Regions from separate parts of the Homo sapiens genome. Here region 1 is linked to region 2. Evidence: chromatin loops called from intact Hi-C (ENCODE). Cell type or tissue: PC-3. All regions are shown on one strand. Links, peaks and the distances in the headings refer to the core of each region. The heading gives the core; the rest is flanking DNA. Region 1 has its middle 460 kb from the start of LINC02879. Region 2 has its middle 27 kb from the start of MIR302F.

Evidence for each region. A loop is a pair of places that touch in the nucleus more often than their neighbours do. Peaks named below come from ENCODE experiments on the same cell type or tissue, not always from the same donor. Only the 100,000 strongest peaks of a DNase experiment are listed, where the experiment ranks them.
Region 1: it touches region 2 in a loop (4-fold over the local background); 5 of 110 quality-filtered maps call a loop at or near these places.

Annotation. Positions count from the first base shown.
Region 1 is chr18:29,611,269-29,623,294 of GRCh38, forward strand. No RefSeq gene overlaps it. Among named protein-coding and RNA genes, the nearest start is that of LINC02879, 460 kb to the left of the region's middle. In PC-3, for the core only: a CTCF peak has its summit at 5,855 (motif pointing right); no DNase peak of the experiment used is centred there.
Region 2 is chr18:30,265,919-30,277,944 of GRCh38, forward strand. No RefSeq gene overlaps it. Among named protein-coding and RNA genes, the nearest start is that of MIR302F, 27 kb to the right of the region's middle. In PC-3, for the core only: a CTCF peak has its summit at 6,002 (motif pointing left); no DNase peak of the experiment used is centred there.

The DNA of each region.
Region 1 (12,026 bases), core at 2,619-10,618, 650 kb before region 2:
AAACGTAACAACTCAACTAAGAAAAGGAAAAAATTCTTAGCAAACACTTTATCAAATACTCTATATAGATGGAAAATAGGGACATTAAAAGACACTTTACATTTTTGTAGATATTGAATTACAAATGTAAACAATAACAAAATAAAGTCAACATCGTTTAGAATGGCTAAAATTCAAAAGATCAACAATATCGTTACTGGAGACAATAAGCAAGAGGAACTCTTATTCGTTGCTAGTGGGAGTACAAAATGCTACAGCCACTTTCAAAGGTAGTTTGGACATTTCTTACTAAGTAAACATTGTCTTAGAGTATAATCCATCACCTATATTTCCAAGGATATTTCCAAGTGATTTGAAAATTTATTTCCATAGAAAATCTAACAGATGAGTGTTTATAGCAGTGTTATTGATAATAACCAAAAAGTTAGAGCAAGTTGTTGACCTTCAATAGGTGAATGAATAAACAAAATGTGGTGTATCTGTACAATAAAATACTATTCAGTGATAAAAAAAGGGATAAGCAATCAAGCCATATGCAGAGATGCATGCATCTTAGCTGCATATTAATAAGTGAAAGAAGCCAATCTGCAAAAGTTTCATAGTGTATGATGCCATTTGTATGACATTCCGGAAGAAGCAAAATTACATCATCAGGAAACAAATCAGAGGTTGACTATGTTTCAGAATGCAAAGAGGTTGACTACAATTGTGGAAACATGATGCCACGGATTTGTCAAAAGTCATAAAATTTTTATAACATAAGGAGTCAACCTTAATATAAAAATTTTAAAATATCATTTAGGTGGTTGGAGATATCAGGATATGATGCAAAATGTGCCAAATCAACTAACTCTAGTATAAATGTATGAAACAAACTTACTAAAGTGAACAGGTAAGAAAGGAACTGACATAGGGTAGATATAGATCAAGAGAATTTAATTGAAAATCTGAAATCAACCTTAATATTTAAGGTTAATTATTTATTTTCTTTCTTTCTTTCTTTTTTTCTTATTTTTTTTTTGTGAGACAGAGTCTCGCTTTGTTGCCCAGGCTGAAGTGCAGTGGTATGATCTTGGCTCACTGCAACCTCCGCCTCCAAGGTTCAAGCAATTCTCCTGCCTCAGCCTTCTAAGTAGCTGGGACTACAGGCACCCGCCACCATGCCCGGCTAGTTTTTTTTTTTTTTTTCCTTCGTATTTTTAGTAGAGACAGGGTTTCACCTTGCTGACGAGGCTTGTCTGGAACTCCTGACCTCAAGTGATCCACCTGCCTCAGCCTCCCAAAGTGCTGGGATTACAAATATGAGCCACCGCACCCAGTCCAATTTATTTTCAACAAGGGTGAAAACATAATTCACTGGGGAAAATAGTCTTTTCAAGCAATTGTGCTGAGACAACAGGATGGGCACATGAAAATGAATCACACACATACAAACATTAATTAAAAATGTATTATAAAGTTCATATAAAATCTAAAACTATTTTTAAAAGATTTAAAGGAAATATAGGACTAAATATTCATGACTTTGGATCAGACAAAACTTTCTAAGATATTACACTAAAAATACAAGCAACAAAGGAAAAAATTTTGATACATTTGGTTTCAACAAAATTAAAACCATTGTACCTAAAAGGACTCCATCAGTGAGTGAAAGCACAAACACAGACTGGGATAACATTTTTGGAAATCATATATCAGATAAAGATTTGTATCTAGAATATTTGAGAATTCTTACAACTTGATAATACAAAGACAATTGGGGAAAGTGTATGAATGATCTTATGTGATGGCTAATAAACATCTAAAAAGATGCTCAATGTCATTAGCCATTTGAAAAATGCAATTCACCACAGCAAAAGAAATACCACTTCATAGCTACTAGGATGGCTGTTATAAAAATGACAGACCATAATGTGTTGACAAGGGTGTGAGCAATTGGAACTTTCAGACATTTCTAGTTGGAATATAAAATGGTGCAGCCATTTTGGAAAGTAATTTGGTAGTTCCTCAAAAGATTAAACATAGAGGTGCCTTATAATTCAGTGAATATACACTATATATATATGTAATGAAAACATGTTTCCACACAAAATCCTGTGCCCAAATGTTCATAGCAACATTAGTCATAATAGCCAAAAAATAGAAACAACCTACATGCCTCTCAACTGACAAACAGATATATAAAATGAAGTATACCTAGATGATAAACTATTATTAAGCAATAAAAGGGCTTTTCTAGATATAGGGATGGTCAAACAGGGGTAGTTTGACTTCCTCCCTTCCTATTTGACTGTCTTTCTTTCTTTCTCTCGCCTGATGAACCTGGCCAGAACTTCCAATACTGTATCAGATACGAGTAGTGACAGAGGGCATCCTTGTCTTGTTCCAGTTTTCAAAGAGAATGCTTCCAGCTTTTGCACATTCAGTATGATATTGGCTTTAGGATATTCATACGGGGCTCTTATTATTTTGAGATATGTTCCTTCAATACTTAATTTATGGATAGTTTTTAACATGAAGGGATGTTGAATTTTATCAAAAGCCTTTTCTGCATCTATTAAGATAATCATTTGGCTTTGTCTTTCATTCTGTTTAATCACATTTATTGATTTGTGTATGTTGAACCAAACTTGCATCCAAGGGATGAAGACTGTTTGATCATAGTGGACAAGTTTTTTGATGTTGCTGGATTCGGTTTGCCAGTATTTTGTTGAGGATTTTTGCATTGATGTTCATCAAGGATATTGGCCAGAAGTTTTTTCTTTGTTTGTTTGTTTTTGTTTTTGTTTTTTTAATCTCTCCCTGGTCTTGGTATCAGGATGATGCTGGCCTCTTAGAATGAGTTAGGAAGGAGTCCCTATTTTTCAGCTTTTTGGAATACTTTCAGTAGAAATGGTATTATCTCTTCTTTGTACATCTGGTAGAATTCACCCCAAAAGATTTTTAAGCTGATAAGCAACTTCAGCAAAGTCTCAGGATACAAAATCAATTTGCAAAAATCACTAGCATTCGTATATACCAACAACAATCAAGCTGAGAGCCAAATCATGAATGAACTCCCATTCACAACTGCCACAAACAGAATAAAATACCTAGAAGTACAGCTAAGTAGAGAGGTGAAAGAACTCTACAAGAAAAACTACAAAACACTGCTCAAATAAATCAGAGATAACACAAACAAATGGAAAAACACTCCATGATCATGGATAGAAATAATTAATATTGTGAAAATTGCCATACTGCCCAAAGCAATTTATAGATTCAATGCTGTCCCCATTAAACTACCATTGACATTCTTCACAGAACTAGAAAAAAATTATTTTAAAATTCATATGGAACAAAAAAAAAAGAGCCCAAATAGCCAAGGCAACCCCTAGCAAAAAGAACAAAGCTGGAGGTATTACACTACTTGACTTCAAACTATTCTACAGGGTTACAGTAACCAAAACAGCATGGTGCTGGTATGAGAACAGACATATAGACCAATGAAACAGAATAGGGAACCTGGAAATAAGACCTCACACCTACAACTATCTGACCTTTGACAAACCTGACAAAAGCAAGCAATGGGGAAAGGATTCCTTATTCAATAAATGGTGCTGGGATAATTGGCTAGCCATATGCAGAAGATTGAAATTGGACCCCTTCCTTATACCATATACAAAAATCAACTCAATATGAATTAAAGACTTAAATGTAAAATCAAAAACTATAAAAACCATGGAAGACAACCTAGGCAATACGATTTCAGGACATAGGGATTGGCAAAGATTTCATGCCCAAGATGCAAAAAGCAATTGCAACAAAAGCAAAAATTGACAAATAGGATCTAATTAAACTAAAGAGCTTCTCCATAGCAAAAGAAATTATCAACAGATTAAACAGACAACCTGCAGAATGAGAGACAGTTTTTGCAAGCAATGCATCTTACCAAGGCTCAATATCCAGCATCTATAAGGAACTTAAACACATTTACAAGAAAGAAACAAACAACCCCATATAAAAGTGGGCAAAGGACATGAACAGACAGTACACAAAAGAACACATGCATGTGACCAACAATCATGAGAAACAGCTCAACCTCACTGATCATTAGAGAAATGCAGTAACCACAATGAGATACCATCTCACACCAGTCAGGATGGCTATTACTAAAAAGTAAAAAAATAACAGATACTGGTGAGGTTGCAGAGGAAAAAGAACACTTATACACTGCTGGTGGGAATGAAAATTAGCTCAACCACTGTGGTAGACAGTGTGAAAATTCCTCAAAGACCTAAGGACAAAAATAGCATTTGACCCAGCAATTGCATAACTGGGTATATACCCAAAGGAATATAAATCATTCTGTTATAAAGACACATGCACACATACGTTTATTGCAACTCTATTCACAATAGCAAAGACATGGAATCAACCTAAATGCTCATCAATGATAAATAGGATAAAGAAAATGTGGTACATATGCACCATGTAACACAATGTAGCCATAAAGAACAATGAGATTATGTCCTTTGCAGGGTTATGGATGGAGCTGGAGGCCATTATTTTAGAAAACTAACACAGGAACAGAAAACCAAATACTACGTGTTCTCCTTTATAAGTGGGAGCTAAATGATAAGAATACATGAACACATAGAGGAGAACAACACACACTGAGGCCTATCAGAGTTTGGAGGGTTGGAGAAGGGAGAGGATCAGGGAAAATAACTAATGTGTACTAGGCTTAATACCAGGGTGATGAAATAGTCTGTACAACAAACCCCCATGGCACACATTTACCTATGTAACAAACGTGCACATGTACCCCTGAACTTAAAAAAAGTTTAAAAAGCAATAAAAGGAATGAACTACCTATATTTGCTACAATATAGATGAACCGTTAATCATCACTCAAAATTAAAGAAGTTAGTTGCAAAAGAAGATATATTTCATGACTTCATCTATATGGAGTGTTCAGAATAGACAAATCTATAGGAAGAGATAGTGGATTCATGATTTTCTGGGACTAATTTGGGGGAAATTGAGAGGAAGAAGAGAGTGACTGCTGCTGGTTACAGGGTTTCTTTCTGGAGTGCTAGAATTATCTTAAAATTAATTGTAGCAATAGTCATACAACTCTGTGAACACCCTAAAATATCCGTTGAATATTACACTTTAAATGGATGAATTGTATAGTATGTGAATTATATCTTAATGAAGTTGGTAGAAATAATCTATAGTAGCCTATTACTACTGTCTTCGTTTTGGCATGGATATTGAATGTGAACAAAATAGGTTTCAATGATACAGATAATTCTCCATTTTGTTTCAGAAAGCATTACTAATACTGACATAAGTCTGCTTAAGTATTCTTTATACTAAAATTATCTCAATAAAATATTTCTCCTTGGGACACATGTATACTGATGAGCTGAAAATAAAAGGAGGCTATGACTGAAAAAATACCTAAGGGAAAAAAAGAGAGAAAATATAGCTTGAATAACCACCTCTCCACAGATTTCTCACGTTCAAAGGGTACAAAAACCAACATTAGCTCTAAGGATAGAAAGTGGCTCTGTGGCTTCATCAGAAAGGGAGTACGTTGTGAAACATACTAAGGTGAAAGAGAAAAACAAAGCCAGGAGGAGTATGCCTAGCAGGATCCTACTGATAACAATAGTGATAATTAATTACATGTGCAGTGTTCAATGCTTTCCTTCCTGACAAGACAGCAGCAACACTATTATACCTTGCAGAGAGAAATTAAGGCCAAGAGAGCTCACCTTTGAACTACCTCTCTAATGTGTCATGTGTAGCCTGTGCTCCTTGTAATGAGCACAACCAGGAGAGGGCAGGTCTTCAGCACAAACAAAATACAGCATATAAACCAGCTGCAGAAAACATCCAAATGCATTTGAAAAGATGGCCACAATCTCAGAATTTTGATAAATATTTCTTTTCTAGTGCAATTGTGTTGTATTATTTGGCTGTGTATTTTCAACTTGAACTGTTTGAGAAGATTTTGCATGCTGGAAATGGCATTGGTGCTCATTCCCAGGCCTTGAAAGATTATGTTTAGTAGGTAAAATAAAATTGAAATAATTTTATAGCAGAATGTTTGGAACAAAATTCCTTAGATATGCACCATTTTGAAAAACAAAATGATTCTAATATTACTTAAAACAGCAGGAAATAAAATTTGCAAATTGTAGTTTTAAAGTTTCTGATAGTCATTATTAACAGGCTTTCCTTTTCCTGTTACTGGCATAATGTAATTCTCAATGTGAGTGCAGTACGTTAAAATCAGTAATTTTGGTTTTGTATCCTTATACCTTTTAAACCTCAAATATAGCCTTTGTGGGCCTTGGTTTTCAATTTGGATATCACGTAGTATCATCTAATTTGTAGGGTTATCCGGGGGATCAAGAGGGATATGTTTTAAAAACTGTTATTTTCTTTAAAATTGAAGGCATTATTTTTGGAGTTTATGCACAAGCATGCTTGGAAGCAAGGTCGACAAGGTAAGATATTAGTGACAAATTGACTAAATCAAATATAAATATTTTTTAAAAGATTTTATTGATAAGAACATTACCATTGCCCTGTTAGATGGTGATTATGGCATTGACCCTGGGATTTGGCAAGGGCCACTATGCTAATAATTATATATCAAGTTGTTTATTTTTGGCACCCACATTTCTCTCTTATTATTTTCCTTCCCTGAGACTATGCTACTGTAGGAAATCATTCAAGGATGTCAGCTGTACTTTTTATTGCTCACCTAAGCCAGATGTTATTTTGGTCCATCTGTTCCAGCGTTCTCTGCCACAATATGAAAAACAACTGGGGGCTTTGAGGTGACACAGTAATTAACCTTGTAAATGGCATTAGTATCACAAGTGAAACCAACACTTCGTTTTGTGACTTTAGTCAATTAGCAGCAATTAATCTTGGTTGCTTTGCATAATAACCCCATAATATTTTATAATTTGTTTAATGGTGTATGCTGTAAAAGTATTGTCCTTTGTTCCATTTTTGTTGATGTTTAGATTTCCCTCCCTGTTACAACGAGCTTTGGATATATCATTCTTTATGTTTGGGGAAATTATCTTTACTCCCTTGTGAATTATTAATTTGTTAAAAAAACATAAAGGATTGCTCAGTATCCATTGAATAACATTTATAATTTACTTTATGTTTGTCTTATATTAATTTGAGCCATTTTTAAAGCCAAAATGAAGATGTCTTATTGGAAAGATACTAAAACAACATTTACTAAAAAAGATTTTAGGTTATAGAAGTAAAAATTTAATAACTGCAATGGAGACTGATGAATTTAAGAGCAGATTAAACATAGAAGAGAACATTACTCTTTGAGAATTAATAAATTTGAATGTGACTCAACGAAGTATATATTTGAAAACTTACACAATAGAATATAGGTAAGAGGCAAAGAAAGGCATTTAAAATAAACTGTAACAATAACCAGAACAAAAGAATGTAGAAAAAATGAAAAAATACTGGGAAACTTTCTGATCAGCTATATTAAGAAAAACTTTAAAAAGTATTTTTCAGGCTGAATGAGCTACATCTCAGAAGTATAAAGGAAAAAAATTAAAATATATATTTTTCAAAAATTAAAACATTTTCAAGAAATTAAATTTAAAATTTTAGTGAAAAATATTTACTTATACATACAGAAGCTCAAGCAGTTTAAATACAAAAAAAGGACTGACATATTAGATTCAAACTTCTGAAAAAGAAAAATATTGAGAGTATCCTGAAAGCAATCAGAGAAAAAAGACATTACATATGGAAAAACTAATCTACAACTGCTTGCCAAGTTTTCACTAGAAATAATAGATGACTAAATGCAGTGAAATGTCTATTTTAAGAGCTAAAAACATTTAGGTATTCATATATCTAATATTGGGAAGAATATAATATTTATATTAAATACAAGAAATAAAACATGTTGATAATCTTGAGATGAAAATATTCCTCAAAAAATAAGGCAAAATAAAGACATTCTCAATGAAATCGTGAGAACATTTATTTCAAACAGTTCCACACAGTAAAAATTGCTAGGATAAATTATTGAGTTTGGAAAGAATTTCTTTCAAGGAATTGATAGTTTGAAGCAAAGTTATGACAATATAATAAGGGTTTATAGTATACATAAAAGTAAATGTAAGACAATATTGATGGTTTTAAGAATAAAACGAGATTGATGTTCAAAGCAAAAATAAAGATAATGTACTAGGGGTTATAATTATTAAAAAGTAAAATATAAAACAACAAGAAAACAAGATATGAGAAGGAGGAAATGTAATGCACTGCCATGAGATATTTACACTCTTTGTGACATAATATATTATCTAAAGGTAGAATGACATAAACTAAAAATGTACATTGTAATCCTTGGAGCAACCAGTAAAAATGAGAAAATAGGTACGGCTAAGAAAGAAAATGCAGGGAATAACATGAATTGCTAACACTGTACAATTCACACAACTGAATTTAGAAAAAGAGGTACAAAGGAATAAAATAGTTAATAATAAAGAGCTATTTTAAAAGACATATCAATAAATATATTAAGTTGAAATAAATCTCCATTTAAAAGCTATATAATTTCAGTTGTATACAAAAACAAGCCCCAATTTCATGCTCTTTATAAAAACCAAACTTTAAATATAAAAATAAACAGTTTGAAAATGTTTAGAAAAAAACATAACTGCAAACACTAGACATAAATTAGCTAGATTGGCTACAATAATACTAGAAAAAGTAGATTTCATTAAAAAATTATTAAAGAGATAAAGGGAAATATTTTATAATAGCAAACATTTTAAAATGTATAATAATCCTATATGTAAAAGTACCTAAAAACAGCATTTTTATGAATGAAGAAAGCATGAAGAAAGGTTGGCCAAATTAAAGAAAGGGGAAAAAAGCAAACCACAATGAAAATATGAGGTTTTAATATTTCTCTTTCAGCAATTTAAAAAAACAAGTAATAGAAGGATCAGAAAAGATGTTGAATATTTGAAATATAACTATTAAAAACTTTATATTGATAATTGGAAGTTTGAGGATATTTTAGAATACAAGTATTTTTAAGTGTACATAGAACCTTCACCAAGTAGCATCAGATAATAAATTCCTACAAGCTACTTGCTCTGACCATAATGATATTAAATCAGAAAATAGTAACAAGAAGAATCCAGGATAATGCTAAATATCTAGGAATTAAGTAATACAAACTAAATAAAACACATCTGATAGAAAAATAACATAAATTATAAAATATTTAAATTGAACTACAATTTGTAAAAATTACTGTTTGGAATGCAGCAAAAGTTTTTGTTAGATAGAAGTTTAAATTTTAAGTGTATATTTTAGAAAAGGAAAAGGACTTCAATCAAAATCTAAAGCTTTCACATTAGGAATATAGAAAAATGAAGGGCAAAGTAAACCTAAGACAAGAAGGAGAAAGGATATAATAATTAGAGTGGAAATATATGAAAAAGAGTACAGAAAAACAATAAAGATATCAATAAAGCAAAAAACTATTTCTTTTAAAACATCAACAAAACTTACAATTCTTTACCTAGACCAATTAAGAAGAGAGAAAACACAGATTAATAACTGCACCACATATATATATATATATACACACACACACAATAACATGAGTACAACTCATGAAATGTTGATTAAAACAAGTTAGAAGCAAACAAATACATATTATGGTTCCATATATATACATATATATATTATTTTATTTATTTATTTTTGAGACTGAGTCTCACCCTGTAGCCCAGGCTGGAGTGCAGTGGCACAATGTCAGCTCACTGCAACCTCTTCCTCCCAGGTTCAAGCAATTCTTGTGCCTCAGGCTTACCGAGTAGCTGGGATTACAGGCGTGTGCCACCATGCCCAGCCAATTTTTGTATTTTTGGTAGAGACAGGGTTTCACCATGTTGGCCAGGCTGGTCTCGAACTCCTGCTCACCTTGGCCTCCCAAAGTGCTGGGATTACAGGCATAAGCCACCGTGCCCAGCCATGTTTTATAAAATTATTGTTTCAATGATGCATATTAAGGAATGTTATGGTCTGAATGTTTGCATACCTCCAAAATTAATATGTTGAAATCCTAACTGCCAAGGTGAGGTTATTGAGAGATGGGGCTTTTAGGAGATGACTAAGTCACGAGGGCTCTTTGGATGGGATTAGTGTCCTTATAGAAAGAGATCCTGGAGAGCTTGTTTGCACTTACTTCCATGTGAGGCTACAATGAGAAGACAGCCGTCTATAAGAAAGCAGGGCCTCACCAGACACTGAATGCGTCGTTGCCTTGGTCTTGGCCTTTCCAGCCTCCAGAACTGAGAGTAATACATTTCTGTTGTTTATAAGCCACCTAATCTATGGCATTTTCATTACAGCAGCCCAAACGCACTAAGATGAGGAGATGAATCTATAAAGAAATGCAAGTGAGAATAGTGGTTTTCTCTGAGTAGTGATTAAGTGTGGAATGAGGATGGCACTCGAATGGTTGATAATGTTCTATTATTGTTCTGTTGTTGTGCTTGCATGGTGTTCATTTTCTGAAAAATCACTGAGCAGTACATTTTAAAATATTTCTTATCTATATTTGTTGTATTTCACAATTTAAAAAAGATTTTTAAAACAAAGTTAGTGGTTCTTATTGAACAAATACAAGTGGTTTTCCAAAGTAAATACTTCTCTAAACTTAAAAAAACAAAAACAATAACAAGTATATATATAATTTGACTCTAAATTATTAATCTCTTCTCATGTAGTCACTTCAAAATAATACCTTCAGTCCTAATGTTATCAAACGTAACACATTTGATGAAAGTTAAGACATGTACATGTACATGTCTATGCCAATGCTAAAAACACATTTTTGGTTCAACGTTCTTTTCTAAACTAATGACTAAACTAATTACTGTAAAACATTTGACTGTTTGGAGATGGTTTTAATCAATGAATTTGAACCACGAGTGTAATTATGTAGATGTATTAGCTATAGTGAGGCCTCTGTGTGTGTGGGTAAATCAACTATCAAAAACCCAACAAAGTCTAGAGAGCCGAAGGCTGGTTCTTTAGTTCAGCATTATAGGAAGACAATTTAAAACAAATGAATTAGAAACTATTTACCTTAAAGGATAAATACAATTGATATTGCTGTAAATGCTTGAACATTAGCCAAGTGCATACATTTCAGATCATTACTGAACGCAAACTAGATTAAGTGAATAAACACTGCAATTCCCATATACTCTAATTTCATTAGAACTTCCAGATATTGAAGGTCAGACACTGTTCTTGGTGTTTTATATTTACTATTCCTCAAACTTAAAATCTCACAAAAGAACTTGTAATCTTGATCTAAAGAAACAAAGGGTCATGGGGGGAAATTACCAAGTCTCAGATTCAAATATGTAAATTGGTAGAAGAAAAGTTTGAATCAAAATCTGTCTACGTCCAAAGACTTTTCACTATCTATCTCACTTATATTATCATTTTTGATAGTAATTTTAAAATCTATCTATATAGTAAGATGTATATGTAAGATATATAGTTGTATATATAAGATATACAGATATATAATAAAGTATAATATATATATTTGAGGCACTTGCACTCTTTTACTTGATGAATATTTTGTAATATAAAATAGAAATCCACATCCATCTCCAAGATTCCAAATGTATGTTCAATTTCTTCTTCTTCCACAAATAACTCAAATAAGGAAGCATTTATATTTATCTCCCTCTTGAATATCCAATGAAACAATTTTACTTGCACAGCTACATTAGAACAGTCTGATGTTATTTGTTGTAGGGATGACTTTACCATACCTCACTACTTCATTTGTATACTCAAAATCAACAGAGATTTGTGAGCTTTTATATCCATTCTAGTACCTTCTACTTTAACAATTGATTTGCCACTTGGATAAATCACTCTTATTCCTCAAAAAAGGCAAAAGAATATGGTATTTGCTCTAAAGTTCC
Region 2 (12,026 bases), core at 2,802-10,801:
GTTTTTTTCTAAGAAAATATTTGCAAACTACCCAGCTGACAGTGTTTTACTATCCAGACTATACAAGAAACACAAACATCTCAACAGCAAAAACAAAACACATACCTGATTTTAAAATGAGCAAATGACTTGAAGAGACATTTCTCAAAAGAAGACATAAAAATGATCAACAAATATATGAAATAAAAAAAAGATTTTTAAAAATAATTAACTGGTAGAGACCAAAAAATGTTTCTGAAAATATAAATATCATGGAAGATTTTTTAAAAATCCTTAAACAGCTTAAAATATAAACATGATAATAAGAGATGAAAACTATAAGAGTAGAGATAATAAAAGAGCAATCTATGAATGCAAAAATCTAAAAGTAGACATTGAAATAACAGATGATATGCAAAGACACACTAAATCTATCAAAGAAATAATGCAACAAACTGTCACAGTGCTGAAATACATTCATTTTCAGATTGAAAGAACTTTCCATGTGCCATGCCACCCTTTCTTCTGCTAAAATGACCCACATCAAGCACATTATTACAAAAGTTCATAATAAAAGGTATACAGAAATATTATTATAAGCTGATGTAAAGGATCTAAAATCAAAAATAGTAATAGAATATAATTAAAATGTAATTTCCAAATTCATTGGAAAATTATTTCAAACAGAATTTTATATCAAATATGAGCATGAAATTTTTTATATACAGGATCTCAAACATAATTGTCTGTCATGAATTTATTCAAGATTATACAGAAATATGTGATAAATAAAAAAGATTATTTAGAATACGAATGATAGTTTAAAAGAGCCCTGGATGATAAATGAAGATCAAACCTATAAAGCAACAAGATGGACAAAGGACGAATCATAGAATCCAACACTATAACATTCACTGTTGATATGACATGAAGTTATAACCTATCTCCATTTGGAGAAAAAAAGGAGGATGTCTGTAGAGATGCAAGGTCAAGGGAATATAAATCAAATAAATATAGTCATTAATGCCAAATTAAATAGCTAATATCCTTGATACTATGTCTTTTGTAGTGTGAAATTCAGGAAGTGAAGGGATTGGGATAGAGGATTTTGATTTTCATTAAATCTTATAGATGTTTTGACTCCTTAAATTATGTGTGACTCCTTAAATTATGTGCATATAGATTTTTTAATAAAAATAATTTAAAACATTGTAGATACCTTTGATAATTAGAAAGATTATAAAGTAGTCTGGAAAAGCTCATAGAAGATGACCTCATTAACACATAACAAATACCTAAGCTGTGATGTTCTTCTGTTGAACATAAATTATTTCACAGAACATCATTATAGAACCAGAGGTACTCTATAAATATAGTGGATAGAAACAAGTTCATTATAAAACCATATCAGAGTATAGAGAAAAATAAGAAAACTGTGAAACCAACAAAAATTACCAATGAGTGACTGCTTCTTCTTTACTAATGACAGCTTTAGCCATGCTCTTTCCCTCCCATCTTCTAATTCAAATTATTAAGTTACACAAGTCTTCGTCTTTTTGACAATTTTTGTCTTGGATTAACATTTAAAACCACATAGGGGGAAATTTCTGCTTCAACTTAAGATGTAGTATAAGAGACAAGATTCGTGATCTCATCCAGAGCAAACAAAAAACATATAAAATATATGAAGCAATGGTTTTAAGACACTGGTATCAGGCAATGAAGGACTCCGTTCCCTGAGAAAGAAGACACAAATGAAGTGAATCTGATGACTGCCAGCTTATGGCCTTGATAGAAGTTCCAGGAAGAGGAATAGGGAGGGAAAATCTAGACTAAATGCAACAGGTTACCTATGGAGATAAATCTAAAAGTCAGAGGAAAACAAAGCAGCTCGAGTTCACAGGGCAGAGTATACGGATGGGGAGTGTAAAATAGAGAGAGAACGCCTTCACCATAAATACTCAGTTCAGTGCATGGGTGAGAGGTAATTACCCAAAGCCAAAGATGGAACAACTGAAAAGGACTAGAGGTAGCAGCAGCTGGCACTGACACAGGGCTAAGAAGAATGCCTGTTCCCATCAGGTAGACAGAAAACCTTAGAATACATAATGCCTTGAGTAGAATAATAGAGAGTATATGTCAGGAGTGCAAAATAATCAGGTTTATATTATGTATTCTCAACAGGGAGTGAAAATTGGTTTTTGGGAATCAAGAAAATCTCAGTAATCACAATATTTTATATACCTTTAAAGAACGACAATTATAAATTGAATATACCCAAATCTGTGGCATTAAAATTTCATGGGAGAAAAGTGATTGGGGGAAAAATCTAAAAAGACTTTTAAAAAGCTAATTTAAAAAATTTTAAGAAACACTGTTCTTACATTTATCATTTTAATCTCAGCTAACAAATCTTAAAAGAAAAATTGGAATGATTTAAACTGTTTTAAGTAATTTGCTTTCCGCAGTAAGGCTTAAGAATATTACAGGAATGCAAAAATATTCAATGCACAATAATAAAAATTTTACAATATCTGCCATCAATAAAAGATTACCAGGCATGAAACAGAGTAGAAAAATTAAAATCTGGTCTTTAAAATACATTGTTAAGAGAATGAAAAAACAAGACAGCGACCGGGAAAATACATTTGCAAATCATATATTGGATAAAGAACTTCTATCCAGAATATGTAAAAAATATAAAATACTAATTTTAAGAAAACAAATATTACAATAAAAAATGGGAAATTATTTGTACAGACACAGACACTTAACCAGACAGAGACTATAGATGGATAGATCTAGGTAGATAGGTAAGTAGGTAGGTAGGTAGATCGATAAGGAATGGCAAACAAGCTAAGTACATAAACATATGCCAACAATTAATTATTAGGAGATTTTAAATTAATATGACAATGAAAGACTAATACATTTAGAATGGCTAAAAATTAAAAAACTGACTATACTGAGTTTTGGGAAGATATAGAGAAACAGGAAATCTCATACAGTGCTGGCAGGAATGCAAAATGGTAAAAACCAATTTGGAAACCAATCTGACAGTTTCAAAAACATTAGATACAAATACTTACATACTATCATACTTAAATATGATCTATCCTCTGCACTGTAAGGCTTTACCCAATAGAATCGAATGCATATATTCATAAAAAGACTTGTACATAAGATTTTCAGGGATCCTGTTTATACAAGCATGTCTTGTATTGAATGATTTTGGCTTGTCTTAGGCATTGACATTTTCAGTATACCCTAGATATCCAGGATATCCTAAATCTCAGGGTTATGTTTTTTTGACAAGTTACATAAATTCAGCAAAGTTTTTTTTTTTTCACCACAGTAGTCAGTGCTTAAATCACTTAAATTCCAAAACTACTTTTTTTTTTTTTGTAATTTTGTAAACTTTTCAGTGGGTCAACCTGGATTATGCTCAGGAATTATCAGTAACATATGTACTCATGTGATCATCACACTCAATTTTTTAAAATTCTTGCAATGCTTGCTACTATCTATATTTTTATTTCTGTACATTTCAATGTCAAAGTGCCAAAGCACAAGTATAAATTCTGTGGTGAGTTTTCTGAACAGTGGATATTTATAAAAAAAAAAAAAAAGGAAAAACAAAAGCTCTTTTGAAGCTCTTAGTGAAACATATTCATTCACCTAATCTAATCTAATTCATTCATTAGATATTCACCTAATCTCAGAAACCATGGAAAGTCATACATAGACCAGCATATACTAACAGATAAGCATAAGAGAAGTACGATTTTCTCAACCAGGACCAGAAAAGTGATTTAAACGACATTTTTGATTAAGAGAAATCTAGATGAAGAAGATAAACCATCTGTGGCAAAAGATGTCATGGCTTTCTAAACTGTGTACCACCCTCAGTCTTTTAGCTCAAATAATTATTTAAGCATATTTTTATCAGAAGTATATTCTGAATACAAAAAGGCAAGCATATTTTCATGTACCAGGACAAAATGAACTTTAATAATGAATAACTATCATTCTCTGTATTCATGGCATAATCATAGGTACAAATAATTTCAATGCAGAAAAACGTTATAAATCACTTGTAGATAAGGCCAGTAACGGTAGCAAATTTTTGCAGAGACTCTCCTAATAACTTTAGGGTTAATGAGAAAAACTACACTGTTAATGGTTGAGATAAATAAAAATATTGACGGGTATTTGTGTGAAAGTACAATGTTTATTCAAAATTGAAGCAAGGCATGAATAATTCTCTTGAAGGTGTTGTACATTCTGCCCATGTTCTGCATAACGCCACTCACACAGCATCTGATGTCCTTTCTATTGACATTGAAATAATTGTCAAGAAATATTTTTACTTCATTTATGCTGTTTGAACTGAGCAATTTATGAGTATTTGTACATTTTTTAGCATTTTGTAGTCTTGCATTCTGTTGTATTTTAAAAAAAGTTGGTCCTCTTTATCAAATTCAGAGAGCTGTTTATTTGAAGTATTAAATCTTGCTTTAATTCCAATGTCTTCCAAATATTTATTAACTGTTTTGTTTTTGTTTTTGTTTCTTGGAGACGAGGTCTTGCTCGAAGTAGCTGGGACTACAGGCACACACTAATTTTTTATTTATATTTTTTGTTGAGACAGGGTCTCTCTGTGTTGCCCAGGCTGATCTTGAACTCCTGGCCTCAAGCCATCCTTTAGCCTCAGCCTCTTGAAGTGCTAGGATGACAGTTATAAGCCACTGAACCCAGTGGGTTGACATTTAAAATAATCTAGTAATTAAAACCTATTACTTCTTATGCACAGTTTTCAATACCTCTTTAGAAATAAGATTATACAAATTGATAGAAAAGCAAATTAGATAATTCAAGTGCTGCATTACTTAAAATAACTTGTTGAATGTGCTAAATAAATAATTTATTTTAAAAAACTCTTTAAATGTTAGGACTTTCTTTAAAAGGAAAAATGTTATTTATATATAGGAAAAGAAATTTCAACTTTAGTTTAAAAATTATTACAGCATTTGCCATAACTATTTTAAAAACAAATTTTAGCCCTTGAAAAGTTGATTATTTTAGCTGGATGTTACAGAAGGGAAACAAAGGAAATTATCACACATAGTGTTGATGAAGGGAATAAAAACAGAAGGGAAACAAAGGAAATTATCACACATAGTGTTGATGAAGGGAATAAAAATTAATAGCATGTTCCTTTTTTGACATTTAAAAAAGTCACTGATCAACAGGTGCAATATAATCCTGAGAAAAGAAACACAAGTTATTCCATGAATAATATATTTCGTGAGTCAACAAATCAAATTTGAAGAACAATTGTCAGATTTATTAATTTTATGCTAGAAAGGTTAGTATACCAACTTATAATGCTAACGTTTGTGTTTACTCATTAGTGAATGTTCAATGAACAAAAGAACAAAAAAGATGGATGCAACCAATGGCAATGTAAATGGAACATACACCACAACTGCAAAACATTTTATATACAAATTAAGCCAAAAAAAGAACATTTAAGGAGAGCAAAATCTTTAGGGAAAGAAAAATTAAATAAATCACTATGTAATTTAGACAAATATAATTTGTTATAGATAAACAAGGAATAATTTTTAGAATAAGCATGGTATTATTGTTTTGTATAAGCATTTAGAAATAATTCAAATTTAATAAAGTACTTGCTTAAGGACCTTACTGTTTATTTTTATTTTCTAAAGATAGCAACATTATTGGTATATGGATGTTTGTGACAGCTTTATTTTTAATAGTAGAACCTGTCAATATTGCAGAAGTCCATTTGTTTAGTCCATTCGGGCTGCCTTAACAACATATCAAGGACCGGGTGGCTTAAACAACAGAAATTTTTTCTCACACTTCTGAAGGCTGGGAGGTGTAAGATCAAGGTGCCAGACAATTTATTTCCTGGTAAGGGCTCTCTTCTTTGCTTGCAGACATCCACTTTCTCCATGAATATGCAAATGGTCTTTCCTTTGCTCTCTCAAGGGAAGAGAGTGCTCTCTGGTGTCCTCTTTTAGGGACACTAATCCTATTGTATCAGGGCCTCTTCCTTATGGCCTTAATTTCTTCCTTAGAGTTCCTATCTCTAAATACAGCAATGCTGAGGGTTAAGGTTTCAACCTATAAATTTGCGGAGGGACACAAGTATTTAGTCCATAACATGCATTGAAAGATAAATGGAAAAAGGACTGTGGCATAGTCATACTGCAAAATATTCTTTGGAACTCAAAAGAAGCTGTTAATACAGGCTATAACATGGATGACTCTCAAAATAATTATGCTGCTGAAAGAAGTCAGGCAAAACATATGTATTATATTATTACATTTATATAAAAGTCTGGAAAGTGCAACTAATTTATGATAAAATAAGTAGATTAGTTGCTGCCTAGAAATGGGGAAGATGGTTGTTTGAAGTGTGGAAGGCAAGAATTATAGAGGAGCATGAGGAAGATTTTGTGATGGTGGATATATTCATCATTTCCATGACAGACTTTATTTGTTCATGCATAGTTATGCTACAATAAAACTGTTAAAAAATCTTATGATGGCCACTGCCAACCCATGAGGCTCACTGTAAATATTGTTGCATAGAGCTGGAAGGTTTGGTCTCGCCTCTAATTGGGAAATACTGATCTTTTTTCCAAGTTCTAGAGATCCAATTCTGCGTAATCAGTGTCATTCTACTGTGCAAGTTCTCACTGGGTTAATTCTAAAACTGCACCTGTCCTTGGACAAACACCTGCGTTCTTCATGTTTTCTCCTTATTCTTAAATCATGTGATTCTTCCTGACTGGCATAATTTCACCAGGTACAGTTTGGATTTGCAGTAGTCGCTTTGGATAATTTTGAATATAAGCAAGATTGTTTTATTTGAGAGGTGCTCTAGACCAAAATGAGAAAAAAAAGTCAGACTGTTCAATTATCTGCATTCTTTAATTGGAATGAAGAAGCCTAAAATTTCAAGTTGAACTCAAACATTGCTTCACCAAAGCATTCTTTAGTTAACACCAATGAAAATTGTGAAAACGTAAAACTACTTCATGTTGTCAATACATCCAAATCATGTTGTCCTTCTCTTATGTTATCTCCCCCCCTCCTTTTTTTCTCCTCTTGCTCTTTTTGAGCCAGAGGTACTACTTCAATGCCCCTTAAGAATGCAGCTTGCACATGGAGAAGATATTGGCTGTTCTGTAGCCTTAGATCCTTGGGTCATTGTTAAAGAATCAGGACTTAAAATATAGTGTTATTGAAGAGTTTAGACTTATCATGGACTCAGATGCTCTAAACCCTGCTGACCTCTACCAATCAGAATATCTTTTGGTGAGCTTGGGTGATAAATTTAGGTTGAGAAAAACTAATTGTCACAATCCTGAAGATGATTTAAAGCTGCTGTATCTTTAAGAAACAATAATAGATGCAGAATACTATATATGCATGTATGTTATTTATAATATATTTAACATATACAAACACATTCATCCTAAATAAAAAACAAACATATTATACAGATAAAAAATCATATCATTAGAATTCACATTTTCTGAGTTTTATCTGACACAAATCTTCTTATGGTGGTCATAACTTTTAATATCTCAATGTTAATATTTCTTGTCTCTCAAAAATGTAGTAAGAGAAAAAATAACTAGTATTATCCTAATTTCTCTAAGTTGTTACAAAATTATGGTGAATGTGAAAACACATCATAAAGTTTTCAATAAAAATGTATGTAACCCTATAAAATGAAAGATAATAGTATCATTTTAAGTGCAGTAGTAAACAAGTAGCACATAAGTAGCATTTATTTAACCACTAATTATGATTGCAACTCTTCTTGAAAAATAAGTATGTGTGTTTTCCACTCTGTATTTTTTACCATATTATAAAAATGTACTTGTATTTTCATTGTGTTCCAAATTCAAATTGTTACAAAAATCAATTTTTAATGTAATTTTGACATAGAAATACATGTCAAATTAGTTTCTATTTCTGCACAGTAAAACTTTAAAACTTTTCTAGAAACCCATGGCTTCTTTTTCTTAACTCTCACCTTCTGTATCTACACAGAGAATTCATCTTGACTTCTTAGGCATTTTTTTTCCTTCCGAATTTGTCTCTCTTTTCCTTTTCTGATCCATGGCAATTTCTTCGGGGCTTGCTCAGGTCATCTCCCAATGTTTAATCTTATAAGTCACCTCAAGAACTACAAATTTGTGCGATTCCTTTTGTCTGGATTCCTTTCAATGAAAGGGGGTCTTATGCTTGTCAGTTTCTTTCTTCTCCCTGAGTATTCACTCCTGACCCCTTCCATTGAGTTTTAGGCCACACTGAGTTCTTCATTCTCTGTATTCTATTACCCTTAAAAATAGCATCTCACTCTTTGTATCTTAATTGGTCTTCACTTATTTTCTTCAGGTCTTTGTGGATGAAGAGACAATCTTTTATTTTGATCACTCGTATTGTGCCTTAATATATTTTTGGATATAAAGTTTAGTTTTCAAAAATACTAGGTGGTTGTTGATTGCCTAACTTATAATTCTACATATATGCGTAACAGTTACTTAAAGCTACTTAAAGCTACTTAAAGTTACTTAAATAAATGAAGTACTTTATAGATACATATTTGATACAGTATAGATGCAAAGTTACTGAAAATTATGTTTTAATGCCTACAGTATCAGCTACATCATAAAGAAATGAGCTCTTTCTGGCTGGTTTATATAGGAGTAAAATGCTGTCTGATAAGAATATTGAATTTTCAATAGTTAAACAAGGCTAGAGCAATGGAGGGCAATCAAATTGGCTATAAAATACCTATTTAAAGAAGATATAACATACTAAATTATCTATAAACTACTACTTAAATTTTATGTGCTAAATTATTTATTATTCTCCTTATAGAGATTTAAAGTCACCTTTGATCACCAAACCCAGTCCTGATCCTTATCCCATCACACACAAATTTGCATACATAGCATACTCTTCAGAATGCTATGATCAGGTTTAATTTTATGCAATGTTACATGACATTGTAATTTATTTTTCATTAAAACAGGCAACTATTGGTAAATGATAGGAAAGGAAATGTTTTAAAAGCAAGCTCCAGAACTGAATTTCAATTTGTTTAGGTATTAATAGCAAAAGTTTTAAGGATTTAAATATACGTGTTTTAAAGAGAATCCAAAGCAAATATGAGTGTTACAAATATTAATATACAAGAATATATTATCTAAGGTGGAACAAACTACTATACATTTTAATTAACCTTTCTACGTAGGTCCAGATCATTTGTATTTGCCACATTCTTACAACTGCATTAATTAGGTTTTACAATTATATTGGTTTTACAGATGAAAAATCTGAGGTCCAGAAAGTTTTAGTAACTTGGTCAAGGTTACATGGCTAGTAAATGACAGACCGAGGTCTTTAAACCAAACAGCATGATGCTACAAATGGTTTGTAACTACTGTCTGATATTGTCTCCTATACATTGTCAATGTTAACATTTACAGTCTCACAAGTTGCCAGGCTCTGTTATGAGTATATATGTATGTGTATATGTTCACATATAAATTCACAGCAATGCTTTGGGATCGATCTTAGAAAATATATTTCAAGATATATTTTCTAGATTATCTAGAAATATATTTCAAGATTAGTGTAACCCTAATCTACAGATGAAGATGTGGAAACACAGAGATTAGTAAATTTCCTAAGTTTGCACAGATGAAGTGTGGGAAATTAAGATTAGAACCAAGACTATCTTCCTGAAGTCCATTCTGTTAACCACTACAATAATATCTCATATAGAAAAAATACAAAAAAAGTCAAATGAGTTAGCATTGCTATGTTCATACATTTATATTTATATTGTTTTACTATACAGTTTCTTACTGATCAATCTTCTTATTTCAATATGTTAATTAATTCTTCTACATTTTAAGAATCATTCAAATTTAATAGTAAATACTGAGGACAATGAAGATCAGTTGACTGAATCACGACATAATATTGTCCTGAAAAGATGTGATTTTCTATCATTGGGATGCAAGATATTATAATATTTCCTATTTGCGCAATAAAAATATCCAGCATTTCTATTTTAAGGACTCTGGAAATTTCATCTAAGCATCATTTTCAGTGACTGTTTTTGATCCAAAGCCTGTCAATTGTTACTTCAATAAACTGTTTTTGTGATGCCCCATGGTAAGTTACTTACAAGAGTGTGATCCTGAATAAACCATGGATTTTATGTTGTACTGGGTTACTGATTTGCCTGGTCAACTTGAAGTGATTTTATTTTACTAGATTTTATTTGTATTTTTAATTGTCTAAGATGAAAAGAAGGAAGGAAAAAAAAGAAGGAAGGGAGGGAGAAAGAGAGGGAGGAAGGGGAAAGGGAGGGAGGGAAGGAGGGAGGAAGGAGGGAGGAAGAAAGGAAAGAACTTAAAGACGAAAAGAGAAACGCAAGTCTTCTTCCTGAGGTCAAAGGTTAGCTGCAAGTACTCTGTCTCAGATGATAATACACATTAACTTGAGCTTGTAGATAAAAAGGATTGGTGAGTACTAAAATGATGTAATGTTTTTAGGTTCCTGAAGATGACAGCAAAATGGAGGAGGCAGTTAAAAACAGTGAAGAAATGCTCAAACACTGAACGAAAGTACCTAATTCAAATCCCAGTTGTTCCGTTGATAAGGACACGACCTTTGGTAACCTTCCTACACCTCTCTTTACCTTCATTTTTACACCTGTAAAATGAGGATAATTATGATACTTTTATGAATTAGACTACACAAAAATATTGTTTATATTCGCCTCTGACCTATAGTAAGGACAGTATTAGCATTTGCCATCAGTTATTTGTATTTTTAAAGTTTTTATTTGATTATATGATATAGTATTTTACCAGTGGCTTTTATTTCAGCTATCTTGAAATATATTTTCTTAATTTTTAGTAGTAAATTGTTCAGTGGGGCCATTTTAAAATGACTTCCCAAACTAATAATTTAATAAATTTAAAAGAAACTTGCATTGATCTGTTTTAGTAATCTACATGCCTCCTGAATCAAAATGATACTTCTAAATTTTATTTTGTTTAAATGCTTATAGTAGCTCTTGCATAATAAAAAAACCTAAAAACAGAAAATAAAAACACACAAACAAAATAACAACAGAATACTTATGATTAATCCAGACTGAAATACCCACATTCTATCTCATTTTATACACATGAAGTTACAAACATAACTTTTTAATTGCCTATCACTAATATATCTAGACCATACAATTTGCAGAAATAATTTTAATTTTTTAATAAATCTTCTGACATAGCATCACCATTATGCTAAAATCTTGATAATGTTTTTAAATCTGATTTTAGTTTATTTGACAGACAAGCATTGAAAACATATTTTTAATTAATGTAATCAATCTTTTTTTTTAACGTAAGTTGTGCTAACTTTTCTTTGCTTGGAAGCATGATGATTATAACACTGGAAATCTCACCATGTCAGATGTCCTATTTAAGATCATGCTTAAATTGCAAATTTTAAAACACAGACATTTTGTTCATTTTGTGGTTATACTTTCCATTCCACCTCTGTGATTCAAAGCACATAAAAGAATAAGTGTTCACAATAGAAATGACAATAAACTTCCTCAAGCAGTACTGCCCTAAAAATTAAAGCAATAATAAAAAATTTCTCCCCAACTCACTGCATTGGCTTTTTAACCATGATTCATATAAGGAAACACACACACACACACACCCCAGATTAGAAGAAGAAGATATAAAATCTTCTTATATATGTGGGGGTAAACTTTTCTCATATTCTACTGCTTATGACAGTAAAATCTTTTGGCAATTTATCAAAAACTCAGTAAATTCTTGGACTGTAAGCAATGACATACAAACTTCCAAAGAGCCACAGAGGAATAGAACATTGAATTGTTTATATCCTGGAATGAAAACAAAAAAAAACAGCTAGTGAGAAAGAGTTCCAAAATATAAGGAAAC